Linked DNA regions of Homo sapiens: region 2 is linked to region 1. The links are chromatin loops, found by intact Hi-C in ENCODE. Cell type or tissue: Caco-2. All regions are shown on one strand. Each heading gives the region's core, and the rest is flanking DNA. Links, peaks and the distances in the headings are about the cores only. Region 1 overlaps BANK1 (B cell scaffold protein with ankyrin repeats 1). Region 2 overlaps BANK1 (B cell scaffold protein with ankyrin repeats 1).

Evidence for each region. A loop is a pair of places that touch in the nucleus more often than their neighbours do. Peaks named below come from ENCODE experiments on the same cell type or tissue, not always from the same donor. Only the 100,000 strongest peaks of a DNase experiment are listed, where the experiment ranks them.
Region 2: it touches region 1 in a loop (11-fold over the local background); 1 of 110 quality-filtered maps calls a loop at or near these places.

Annotation. Positions count from the first base shown.
Region 1 is chr4:101,862,386-101,869,071 of GRCh38, reverse strand. It overlaps BANK1 (B cell scaffold protein with ankyrin repeats 1), which reads right to left. Exons shown (of 17, transcript NM_017935.5): 4 at 6,408-6,546. Among named protein-coding and RNA genes, the nearest start is that of BANK1, 75 kb to the right of the region's middle. In Caco-2, for the core only: no CTCF peak of the experiment used is centred there; DNase peaks (open chromatin) are centred at 3,421 and 4,221.
Region 2 is chr4:101,950,727-101,957,412 of GRCh38, reverse strand. The region is part of intron 7 of BANK1 (B cell scaffold protein with ankyrin repeats 1); the gene reads right to left. Among named protein-coding and RNA genes, the nearest start is that of BANK1, 160 kb to the right of the region's middle. RefSeq lists enhancers at 3,187-3,481, 3,059-3,609. In Caco-2, for the core only: no CTCF peak of the experiment used is centred there; a DNase peak (open chromatin) is centred at 3,312.

The DNA of each region.
Region 1 (6,686 bases), core at 863-5,862:
ATAAATATTCTATATATTTTTAATCTAACATGAAACTGAACTGATTTATTTCTTATATATTGAATCCTTAGTTAACTCAAAATTTTACTGGTGGATCTACCGATAATGATGTCGATTTTAGAGTAATCCTCCAATGAGATGCCTTTTAAAGGATTGTGTTTTCTGTATACATTCTCATATTTGTTAAATGGCAGTTATTAAATCAATACTTAATTACTGCTCTCAACTGTATGTCAGAGAGAATGTCTTATAGATTCATCTGGTTGGAAGGCCCCCTCAGTAATATATTATTGAACTGACCTTCACATGAGCAGTACTCTGTTCTGCTTCCACATTATTTAACTTTAATTTTGGTTCACTATGATGACTGTATTTTACAGCCTCTCAGTAAAAATAAAATCCAATTAATGTAAGGACTCAAATAGAAGAGAGTAAAATTAAATGTTGCTGTTTACCATCTAGATGAAAGTAGTCAGGCAACACCTAACCCTGTAAGTACACACAAATACAGGTCAAGATCTCCAAACCAAGCAAGTATATCACAAATCTTATACAATAGTGGACTTGTCTATTGCTCTTTTCAATTCCAGCAGCTTTTGCTTTACATATTGTGACACTCTGTTGTTAAGTGCATACCTGTTTAAGAGTTTTCTGTTTTCTTGGAGAATATATCTTTATCATTATATAATGCTTCTGTTCATTCATGATAATTTTTCTTTTTCTAAAATCTTCTTTCTCTGAAATTAGTACAACTTTCCAGCTCTACTTTGATTAGTGTTAGCATGGTATTAGGTTGGTGTATCTGTGTTTTGATCTCTGTCATTAATATTTGAATATTTCTTGTGCTTCATTTTCTCATTCTTCTTGTATTTCAATTTCATTACATTACTTTCAATGCCATTTGCAAAACCGCAATTACTTTTGCACCAACCTCCAACCTACCTTGCTCCAACCCTTTCACTTTTCACTTTTGATTTACCCGTGTCTTAATATTTAAATTGAGTTTTTTATAGACAACATATTATTGGGTCTTGCTTGTTATCCATTCTGGCAATCTCTGTCTTTTAATTGGCGTTCTTAGACTATTCACTAAACTTAAGTAGTTCTTACTTGGCTTCACTAACGTGGTTGGGTTATATCTCTCATACTTGTAATTTTTATTATTCCCTACATTTTTCTTTGTTCCCGCTCTCTACCCCAACCTTTTCTGCTCTCTGTCAAAATTACTTGAGAATTTTATAGGATTCTATTTTCTCTCTTCTTAGCCTACCATTTATAGCTTTTATTTATTTATTTATTTATTTATATTTATTTTTTTTAATTATACTTTAAGTTTTAGGGTACATGTGCATGGCACATTTATAGCTTTTAAAAAATTTTTAGTAATTGTCCTAGAGTTTGAAATATACATTTTTAACAAACCTAAGTCCCTCCTGTCCCTTATGATATTGCTGTCATTACTTTCACTTATCCATATGCTGTAATCACCCAACACATTGACAGTGTTTACTTCAGACACACATTTATCTTTTAGATCAATTAAAAATAAGGAAAATGAAATATTGTGTTTTTACCTTCATTCATTTATTCTCTATGCTCTTTCTTTACGTAGATCTAAGTTTCTGACCTACATTATTTCCCTTCTTTCCCAAAGAACTTCTTTTAAAATTTCTTGCAGGGCAGGTCTGCTGGTAATGAACTCCTTCATTTTTCTGTTTGAAAAAATCCTTATTTCTACTTCATTCTATATTAAGGATAATTTCACTGAATATAGAATTTTAGATTGGTGGGTTCCTTTTTTTCACAATACTTAAAATATTTTACTCCACTATTTTCTTGCTTGTGTGGTTTCTGAAGAGAAATTCAACGTAATTCTTTTTTTTTTTTTTTTTTTTAAATTTTTTTTATTATACTCTAAGTTTTAGGGTACATGTGCACATTGTGCAGGTTAGTTACATATGTATACATGTGCCATGCTGGTGCACTGCACCCACTAATGTGTCATCTAGCATTAGGTATATCTCCCAATGCTATCCCTCCCCCCTCCCCCGACCCCACCACAGTCCCCAGAGTGTGATATTCCCCTTCCTGTGTCCATGTGATCTCATTGTTCAATTCCCACCTATGAGTGAGAATATGCGGCGTTTGGTTTTTTGTTCTTGCGATAGTTTACTGAGAATGATGGTTTCCAATTTCATCCATGTCCCTACAAAGGATATGAACTCATCATTTTTTATGGCTGCATAGTATTCCATGGTGTATATGTGCCACATTTTCTTAATCCAGTCTATCATTGTTGGACATTTGGGTTGGTTCCAAGTCTTTGCTATTGTGAATAGTGCTGCAATAAACATACGTGTGCATGTGTCTTTATAGCAGCATGATTTATAGTCCTTTGGGTATATACCCAGTAATGGGATGGCTGGGTCAAATGGTATTCCTATACTCATTTCTCTACAGGTAAGGTATTCGTTTTCTCTGGCTTCTGACAAGATTTTCTCTTTTGTTTTCAGTTTTCTACAGTTCGAATGTAATATGAATAGGTGTCAATATTTTATATTTATCTTTCTTCATGTTACTTGAGCTTCCTATATCTGTATTTTGATCTGTCATTAATATGCGAATATTTATTGTGCTTCATTTTGTCATTCTTCTTGTATTCCAATTACATGTATGTTAGACCTTCTGAAATCATCCCACATTTCTTAGATGTTTTGTCCTTTCTTTAAAAAACAAACAGACAAAAAAACTTTTTTCTCTTTACCATTTAAGTTTGGGAAGTTTTCATTGACCTGTCTTCAAATTCAATGATTCTTTTCTGACCTTTGTCAACTCTACTAGTAAACCTATTAAAGTTATTTTTTAATTTTTGATACGGTGGTTTTGATTTCTAGAATTTCCTGTTGATTCTTTCTCAAAGTTTATCTCTTTTTATATAATCAATATGTTCTTTCATACATTTTCCATGTATGTCATATCTAATTCTAGTCTGATGCATGCTTTGTCTCTTTAAATTGTGTTTTATCTTGTCTTTAGGAATGCCTTGCAATGTTTGGTTTATGACTAGATGTAAGGTAAATACTCCTGTAGTGAAAGAATTTATAGGAATCCGTTTAGGAGTTGGACTGTATTTAATGTTTGTTGTAGCTATCAGTGCTAGCAGCTTTAAATTCCTCTAGCATTCTTGTTTCTGTCTCTCTTTTTGATTATGTACTTTTCTAAGTACTTTACCGAGACAGAGTCTGAATCTTGCTGGGTTTTTTTGGTTGGTTGTTTGCTTTTTTAAACAGTAATCCACTGTCATTATGCTGGAATCCTGTTGTGGTAACCATAAGGTGGTAGGGAAGGAAAGCATTCTACATTCTTATGATTAAGTCTTAGTCTTTCAGTGACTCTTCGTTGTGACTTTACAAGGGTTTTTGCTGTGGCATACCTTCCCCTAATCCCCTTTAAGTGAGACAGGAAGGCCAGAGGGAGCCACAGTGAGATGATGTCCTTTCCCAGCTGGAATGAGGCTCTGGTGAGGTGTTTTCTTCTGGAGAGTAGGCCTGTGCTATGGAGAACATGCTGGGAGTATTTCACCACGATTATCCTTCCTCTGACCCCACCAGAGGTTCCATGGGCTCTTTCTCAGATCTTCATTGTAAAAACCTGGTGGGATTCATGGAGGTAAATCCTACAAAAGTGTGGGGACATCCTAAAACTACTACCCCCAGGAGTTTCTCACTCTCAAACTAATCCATATTCAGCTTTCAGACATTCATCAAAATTAACACTTAAGTGCTCCTACTAGTTTGTGGCTCCAGTGGCTTCTGCTCTAGGTAAGCAGATTTCAAATGACACTCTCTTAGTTCATCGTTTTCTCCAGCTTTTGGAATAGTGGATTGTCCTTGTCAGAGTTCAGAAGACAATACCCCAAAGTATGACGTGTTGGTGTGCTGCATACTTTGAACTAATGAAGACTAAAGGGCCTCAGAAGCAAGGTCTTTCTGACCTTCCATCCTCCTGTCTCCAACCCTTCTTCCTGCCCCTGATCAAGTCATAGAAGCCAGAATTCCTCTTCCCCAAGGCAGGTCATAGAAACTAGAGCTCCTCTTTCCCAAAGAAAACCACAAAACCAAAAAAGGTCTCCCTTCTCTCTTCTGCCTTAAAGATCCTCATTTCAGAGAAAGCCTGCTCCATACCTGGGAGGAAAGAATGTGACATAGAGAAGCCAGCAAAAATCTGGACAGACAGGACTTACTGGGTCCTCCTCCCCTCAAGCCTGTTACCACTAGTTCATATTCTTTTGTTCAATCACTGTCCTACACGGCTGTTTATTCTTCGTTGAACCTAAGCATAAAAATGGACAGTTTCCCATTGGTCCTTGGGTCTTCATTTCTGAAGGCTCCCATAAATCTTTGATTAAATAAATTTGTTAGGCTTTTCTCTTGTTAATCTCTCTTTTATTACAGGAGTGACAACTGTGACCCTTATGATGGTGAGGAAAGGTATCACACCTGCATCTAACACCTTGCAACTTTAGTTCTCTAATGGGTTCAAGAAACGTGGTCGATTTTGTAGTGGTTCAGCTTTTTCTTGTAAAAATGGGCTCTTTACTGTTCGAGCTAAAACCATTCATCTAAATATTACTTGTAAAACCTTTGTTTTCCTTATATATCTGTGCATATGTACTGGGTCATGATGTAAAATGTAGTTCTTACTAGTTGTTCTTAGTAGGGTTCAAAACATTTCAAAATACAGTGACATGAAGCAGAGAAAATAAGGCTCTGGGCCCATTTCTGCCAAGGCAGTTTCCATCCAACCAAACAGGTTCAGGTAACCATCTTGAATATTGCTACAAAGCAGCCAACATTTTGGGAGAAAATTTCTCATCAATTTAAAGAATACAACAGTTGAAACGAATACTTAAATAAGTTTAATTATGATAGTTGGTAAACAGTGGTTTATTTATTTATTACAGATTTGTTGTTTAATCATGAAGACAATAGTATGTCTTGGTATATCTTGGAAGCATGGCATATTCATTTTCTGCTTTTCTTATAATTAATTTGAACTTTGACATGTTTTATTCTTTATACTGCTCTCACCCAGTAGGTATACTGAGCAAAAATTCTTAAGTAATGTGAATAATTATATTTGACATCTTGATCTGCTATTTGGGAAATATTATTTAAGTGCTTCTTAATTTGCAATATTGATATTTCTATAGTGTCTTTAGTCTAACTAAATTTAAATTCTGAAACTAATTAGTTAGAAAATTTTATTCATTAAACCACTTAAGAATGTGACATAATGAAGTAGGGGGCATTGAGACAAGAAAGAAAGAAAAGGAAAGAGACAGAGTTTTTCTCATTTCACTTCTACACATGCTTATCCATGACAGAAAGCAGTGTCTGAAATGTTTATAAATGTTTAGTATGGAGTTTTTCCTTCTTATAATCCAACTTCAGTCTAAGCTGTGCAAGGAAATCCATACACATGCCTTCCACACAAACAGAAGTCTGTAAATGCTTTGTAAATAGACTGCATAATCACTATATTTTAAAAGGAAAAAATGTTCAAAATGTGTTTGACATGATCTTTAATTTAAAATATTTTTGCCACATTTCCAAATTCATAACAAGATTGAGCATCTTTTTATTTCAAAATATTTTATAAAGTTCACATTTATGAGGTTTAATAAGATGATTTTATTCTCTGATCAGGAAAAGACATCATAAATGTAAAAACCAAGCAGTTTTACATTTATATTAAAATATCCAGAAATTAGTATTAGATTAATATTAGATTTTGATTTTAATACAATTATTGTTGCAATTATGGTTATTCCATCTGGAATTTTAAATCTGATACAATTTATCATGCTATAAGCAAAGCTGGATAATCAAATGATTAGCTTTGTAAGTGAGATGAGGAAAAGATGAGAAGATTATATGTACAAATTGCACCATACTGATAAAATAATGGGAAAAAATGCTTTTCAGAGTAACAAAAATATACCAGAGACTTGGGGGAAAAAAGAAAGAAAGGGAAAAAAATAGAGTTTATTAATAAAACTCAAAATAAATTGCTAATCCAAATGTCACAAAAAAGCAAACAATTTTAGTCATATGTTTAGTGGTTGCCATAAATTAAAATGCTCTCTGCTGACATATTTAAAAATGTATGATGTTACTGGATGTCATTTCATTACACAGTATACAAACTAATTTCTCATAATTTACATGTTCTTACTTTTGCAAATCCAGATTAATAATAACAACCTTGGGTATGTGAAAACTAAACACAGGAAACACCTGCAGAACAATATTAGTTTTTGTAAGGAAGTGAAACCATTTATTATAAATTTATTGGAAGGAACTCAGGATAATGTTTTATGCTTATTAAATCATAAACATTCTTACCTAAAGCTTTCATGCACCAGACTTTCTTATTCCAAAGGGCTGGCCGTGTTCTAATGCGCTTATTACTTGATGTAAATTCAACCTCTACAGTATCACCAATTACTTCATCTCTCAAAATTATGAATATTTCACCAGGATTCTGTAAGATGAAAATGTAACCCATTTAAGCATTTGGAAAAGTTTACATTAACCAAAGAACCCATTACATTTCTTTATAATTAAGGTAATACACTATTATTGAATAAGTCTTCTATGGTGTTTGTATTTTCAACTGTATCC
Region 2 (6,686 bases), core at 688-5,687, 89 kb before region 1:
CCCCAAATAATCACAAGACAGTAGTTTGCTTCTTAGAAGAATAAAGCCTGTTTCAATGGTAGGTAACAGGAGCTAGGGGCCATAGGAAGATAGGTAAGACAGCTAAGTAGTAATATTCCCAGTCTATGGAATCCTGAAAGAGTGGCTATGAGACTGAAGGAGGGAAAGGATGAACAGCTGAGACCAAGGTAGCCATACTACTTAACCTAAAGAAAGGTAAAATGCAGAGATATAGCTTAGACAGGTTAGATCAGCAAAGGCATTTCTTGCGTTAACTAAAGGAGATTCTGTATCTTCTCATTAGTATGTGTTCTGGTGAAATTAAGCTTATAACTGATAGAAGGGAATGGATTCACTCGCTATACTATCATAGGAAAATAAAAATGGTCGTAGGAACTTAGGAAGGAGATGATGGGCATAATCTTTTTGTACTGAGCGGCAGCAAGGCCTGGGCAAGATCAAGATATGAAAACTGGGTTCTGGCAAGGACCCTATTTTTAAATTATCTGATGTTGAGTAATTCACTTGCATTCCTTAAATTGTCAATTTTCTATCTGTACTATGAGGACCCTGAGCTTTCTCCCTTCTATATAATTCTATGCCTAAGAGGAGAAAAAACAAACAAACAAAATGATCAATCAGTTTCATTACAAATTTCAAGGGAGCATTTTTTTTATTCTCTTTGTTCTACATTGGCAGGAAGGCAGAGCAAGGTGGGAACTGAGGATAAGGGATGAGTGCTGAAATGTTCTTGGTTTCCTCTCCAGATAAGCAGAGAGTTTAAGCTTCATTGTTAGCCTGCCGCTTCTCCAAGTCTGGATATCATCCTCAAGTGCTACATTCTAGATCTGTTACCAGTGTGATGTGCTTTTAGAGGTTAGGGTATTACCAAGGGGACTGCCTAAACTGCCTGAAATAGATGATGTCTAGGACTTTTGGATGAGCGAGGATCTTTTATTTTAACTCTCTGCTCTGAGTTTGCAACCACAATTTAAAAGAATAAAAAACAAAACACAAAATGGGGTAGTATTACAATTGCCTGCATAGTGGGAATTTTCTGAAGGCAAAGACATGATAAGAAACAAAATGATATGCCCGGTTTCCATGGAAATACAGGATAGAGCCTTGAGGAAGTAGAGGTCACTTAGTTCACTTTTTTTCCATGCAGGAGTCCAACAGGTGGCTGCCTGCCTTTGCTCAAACAATCCAGTGACAAAAAACATAGTCAAGGAGCAGTCTTCCTTGTTTTGAGTCCCAAATTATATTTTTTTTGTATTTCCAAAAGATCACATAGAAAACTCTATTTTAAAATAATCTTACGTTTAATGAAAAGGGTAGTGGCATTTTCTAAAAAAATCTATAGGAGTTATTCTGAAAACACTTATTTTGGAAATATTTTATTTTTCTTTTTGGGTTGAAAGTTACTGAGTAGTCACTATACAAATATTGTGCTGTATGTTCTACATCAATTATTTCCAATTATTTCATTTAACCTCCACAACAAGATATAAATAAGCACTACACTACTGTGCTCGTTTTACAGAGTAAAAAACAGTGCTGTGCCTCAGGAAACATTTATGGCTAATTGATGGAACTTGGATGTAAGCACAGACTCATAATCATAAAGTTAAGTTACTATGAAACAAATTTGTAGCTTATTTTTCATTAAATATAGGTTTTTACATGGGACTTTTGGAGAATTTTACAACTCAAAAATGTCAATGATCTTATATCAATAATTTTAACCAAGGAAACAATCATTAAAGAGACAATTTTCCCCTGAGCAAGAAACCGAGTATCAAATTCCTGTTACATAACTATGCTGCATTATCTTTCAAGAGGTTGATGGTAGAATAATATACAGGACATCATTTGTCTTGTTTTATATGATGGAATAACAACTTAAGTGGCAAAATTCATGGCATCAAAGGAAAAAAAAAGACACTGGCTCTAACTATGTGGCAGTATTATAGATAGAAGGAAGGGCATCTAAACTGCACTAGGAAATGAAAATCAAGTTATGTCAGCAACACTGAGAGACAAGAAAGAGATCTAGTCTAAGACCTGATAAATTTCTTTTTTCTTATCTCAATCCAGAAATGAATCTTTTGAACAATCTATTTGAATGTGTAGTACACCAGTAAATACAATGCCAGTGCCAGAAAGATATATATTCCCATGTTAACCGTATCATCTCTTTTAGTAATGATTTTATTGCTGTTTCTGGCTGCTCGCTTGGTCTAATGTGCTCTCTCTTGCTGCTTCATTGCTCGCATGAGCAACAGCTAATCTATCATCCCCTTTCTACAGCACCTGTCACTGTAGCTTTTATGAGTTGTAAATGAGGACTGCACAGCTTATGCCCACAGAACTAACACATGAACATAATCTTTCATTAAGAAAGGTTTTTTTCTTTTCATTAATTAATTTAACTCATGCTTACCTATCACTGACCTTTATATTTCTAATGTTTGCCTCTACAAGCCATACCTTGCTCTCTGAGAAAAACGAACAAAAATTTGGAAAATGTTCCTAAGGTGCTCAAAACTGCTGTCTCATCTAGCAGTAAAAGATTCCTTTTTGGTGAACCACAAATTTTCTTCCCTTTGTAATTTCAATGTGTGTAGCATTACATAAAATACTTATGTTTCAGTAATTGCACATGGTTTTCAAAAATTCTACTTACAAAAATGATGGCATGTTGGCAAACTGTGGTAACAATCAACTTAGAACAATCCACAAAATTCCATGACTATAAGCTCCTGGGTATATATTTTTCCCTACTATTATCTTGGTACATTTTTTTTGTCAGCATGCCAGCCCTCCAAGTGCTTGTCATGTCTCTTCCCTCATCAATCCAATCACCTCACTGGCTGACTGCTTAACAAAAGAGAGTTCTGGTACCATGGGGTTTACTACCACCTTTTCTAGGCCTACTAATGTTTACCTGGCTTCGTTTAGATTTGATCTTCTTGCTAAATGTGAAGAGCAGGACTCCACAAATGAACACTAACTATTCCAGAATATAAAAATCACCTTGATTATTTCTACTAAGTGAGGTTTCCTGACCAACATGTTGTGAGTTGAACTGTCTCTTCCTAAAAGGTATGCTGGAGTCCTAATTCCTGGTACCTCTGAATGTAACCTTATTTGAAGATAGAGTCTTTGCAGATGTAATCAAATGAAGATGAGGTCATACCAGATGAGAATGTGCTGAGTTCATTGACTGATGTCCTTTTAAGAGAGCCTTGTGAAGACACGGACACAGAGATACACACAGGGAAAACATATTGTGAAGACCGAGGCAATGCAGCTGGAATTCAAGGAATGTCAAGAATTACTGGCAACCACCGGAAGCTAGGAGAGAGGCAAGGAATAGATTCTTCCTCGGGTCTCCAGAAAGAACAAACTCTGCAGACACACCTTGATTTCAGACTTCTAGCCTGCAGTACTATGAAAAAACAAATTTCTGTTGCTTTTAGCTACCCAGTTTGTGGTAATTTGCTACAACAGCCCTAGAAAACAAATACAGAAGGCAAGAGGTACAAGATAAATGGAGGTACAAGAAATATTACGCACAATATGCAATATATGTACTATCTTATCATTCACAAAACATATCAACTGACAATAAAATTTAGGCTCATGACTCAGTGGGGTTTTAGTTAAAATATCACTGAGACCATGAGATTTCCAGAAGGCAATTTCTGCACTTAATAGAAAAGTCACAACTTACAAATTCATATGAAAATTGAACTATCAGTGAAGTGAGCATCAAGTCAGGGAGGGAGGTAATCGTGCTAGCAGAAAGATACTTAGCATCATAATTTTTTGTGCACCCTACTTTGAAACACTTGATTTTTTTTTTTTTACTAAATAGATCCAGAAAACAAGCAATGATACAGTGTTGCAAGTCTGCTGCAAAATTTCCAAGTACTAGCATAATTTGTTCTACATATTTCTTCAAGACAGTCTGTTCTCTCCATGCAATTCTGCCATCTACTAATTTTGATATTTACTGATCAAGAACAGAGATGCCTCAGTTGTGGGAAAATTGCTTTTTGTTCACTGTTTCAACATTAAGTGTTCTGTAGAAGGCATTATCTAGAAATATGACAAAAGATGGAGAAAAAACAGTTGGGAACATTTCGTCCACTACTTACCTATTATTTATGCTATCTTTGCTGTCAGCTAAATAAACATCAAGTTTATGGATGAAAGAGCACGATCACCTCCAGGGTTCTTGCACATGGCAAAGTTTCAAGTAATACAATTTCTTTTTTCATTTCATTTCCATCATCTCAGCCTTGGTGTAAGAATTAACCTTGACTCGCCTCTACCCTTACCATTTCACCTGTTCACATAGGTGTAGGGTGTCCTCTATTGGTGCAGATGTCGGCAAAAGCCCTTGTCTAGTTCTTCTCACTGATCGTTAATCATTACTGCAAGGGTATTTGTTATTTTCCGTTGGTTATTACGACAGAAAAAAAGCTGGTAATGTCAAAATTACTGGTTTTGTTTCATTAATTATATCCTACTATCTCCTGGCATGAAAGGGACATGGCAATGCTGGAGTGTGGTAAGGGCGCAGACTCAAGTCTTGGATTTGAAAATCTACTTTGCCATTTCTTAACTGTGAAAAAGTTTATTAACAGCTCTCATGCCTCTTTTGCTAATATGCCCAGCATACGACTCCTGCCTCATGGATTTGCCGTAATCAAGGTCTGGCATTGATTTATTTGACAAATGCTTACTAAGTACCTATTATGAGCCAATGTTTTAGGTTAAATTTCTGTCTTCTTGGAGTCTACAATATAATGGATGTTTTACCAAATTATAATCATATGCCAAGCACTCAATAAATGTTATTTCTATTGTTATAACTATGATCATTGTAACAATTATTGAATTACTAAATATAAATGTCCTTTCGCTTAAGTTTTATTTTCCATTGACAGCAGAGAATCTATTGCATGCATGAGATGGTTCTTGTCTTTAGAAAACTTCACTCTTAAGATAAACACAGGTAGTCACAGTAATTAGAACATTTCTAGTACACAAAGGCTTACTTAGATTTGATTTACAATAAGTTCTCAATGTTGTCAAAAGGGTCTTGGAAATTGCTACTTTAAGCGAAAAAACATATAACCAAGCCATTTTTATTTTTTTCTCAACAATGTTACAACAAAACATTGAACAAAATGACATTATTCAAGGACCTGCTGTACATCATTTTGCTTAAAGTCACAGTTTCCAAATACCTATCAACAACATCAAGTGAAGACTTACTCTAATACTTCATTTATTTCTGCAATTTATTTATTTATTTATGCATTTATTTATTTATTAATAGGTAAAAGCCATGAGTACATGACCTAGCAACCAGATAGTTACTTAAAATCATCCATCAGGCACACATTTTATTATCAAAGAAAATATAGTAAAACAGCATGTGGCCATTTGCTTGCTATAACTGAGCTCAAGGATGATTAAACAAGTTTCAAATTTTTCTACTTATGAGCACACATTCTTTATTTTTTTTGTTTTATAAATCTAAATGGGTTCTGAGTACAAAAAATAAAAACTAAAAATCAAAATTATTTATATTGATAGTTATTTAATTTAAGCTACATGGCTGAAGGAAACTCCCCCAAAATATTTATAGGTTTAATTCTATTGCTTCATATGCAGTTTTGGGTTTATCAGAGCAAAAACAAATTTTTTAAAAAATGTAAAAACCAACATTTTTGTTTAATTTCTCATTGTAGTCCATAAACATCCGCATTATATATATGAGTAAATCTAAGGATTTGTTTTTCTTACAAAGAAACAGTCTAATCTAAGATCCTTTGAATTACAAAAATGTTTGAGATTTTGTTCAAGGTATTGTGGAATAACAATGCAGTTATAAAGTATTTCAGCTTTCAGTGTTAATTGTTAAAGCAACTGTTTTTAGTTATCTCTAACTTTTCCCTGTAAACTGGTGTTTGGGCTAAAGTTTTTGAAAATGGTCCTTGAATAGAAAAACAACATGATTATTGAATATAAAATTGTACATATTTTTATAAAAAGACATTTCCTCTGTTTTTTAAAAAAGCTCTAAGTTCTTAACAAAGCAGTAAGTTAGATTAGGTTTTTAAAAATAACCTTTTAATTTTAGACTAATTTAAGATTCACAGAAAATTTGTAAAGATAATGCAGAGAGTTCCTTATATTTCACACCCAGTTTCCCCCATTATTAGCATCTTACATAAATACAGTACCTTTGTAATGCTGAGCAAAGCAATAATGATACATTACTGTTAACTAACATCCATATTTTACTCAGATTTCCTTAGTTTTTACCTAATGGCCTTTTTCTGTTCCAAGGTTCCATCCAGGATACTACATTACATTTGGTTGTCATGTCTTTTTAAGATCTTCTTGTCTGCGACAGTTTCTTTGTCTTTGATGACTTTCACAGTGTTAAGGACTGCTGGTCAGGTATTGTCTGACCAGAGAGACTTAATGTTTTTCTCATGATTAGACTGAGGTTATGAGTTTTGGGGCGGAAGACCTCAATGGTGGAGCCACCATTTTTAACACATCACATCACATCAAATCAATGTTACATATTATCAACATGACTCATCATTCCTCATCTTATCTTTGATCACCTGGCTGAGGTAGTGTTTGTCAGGTTTTCC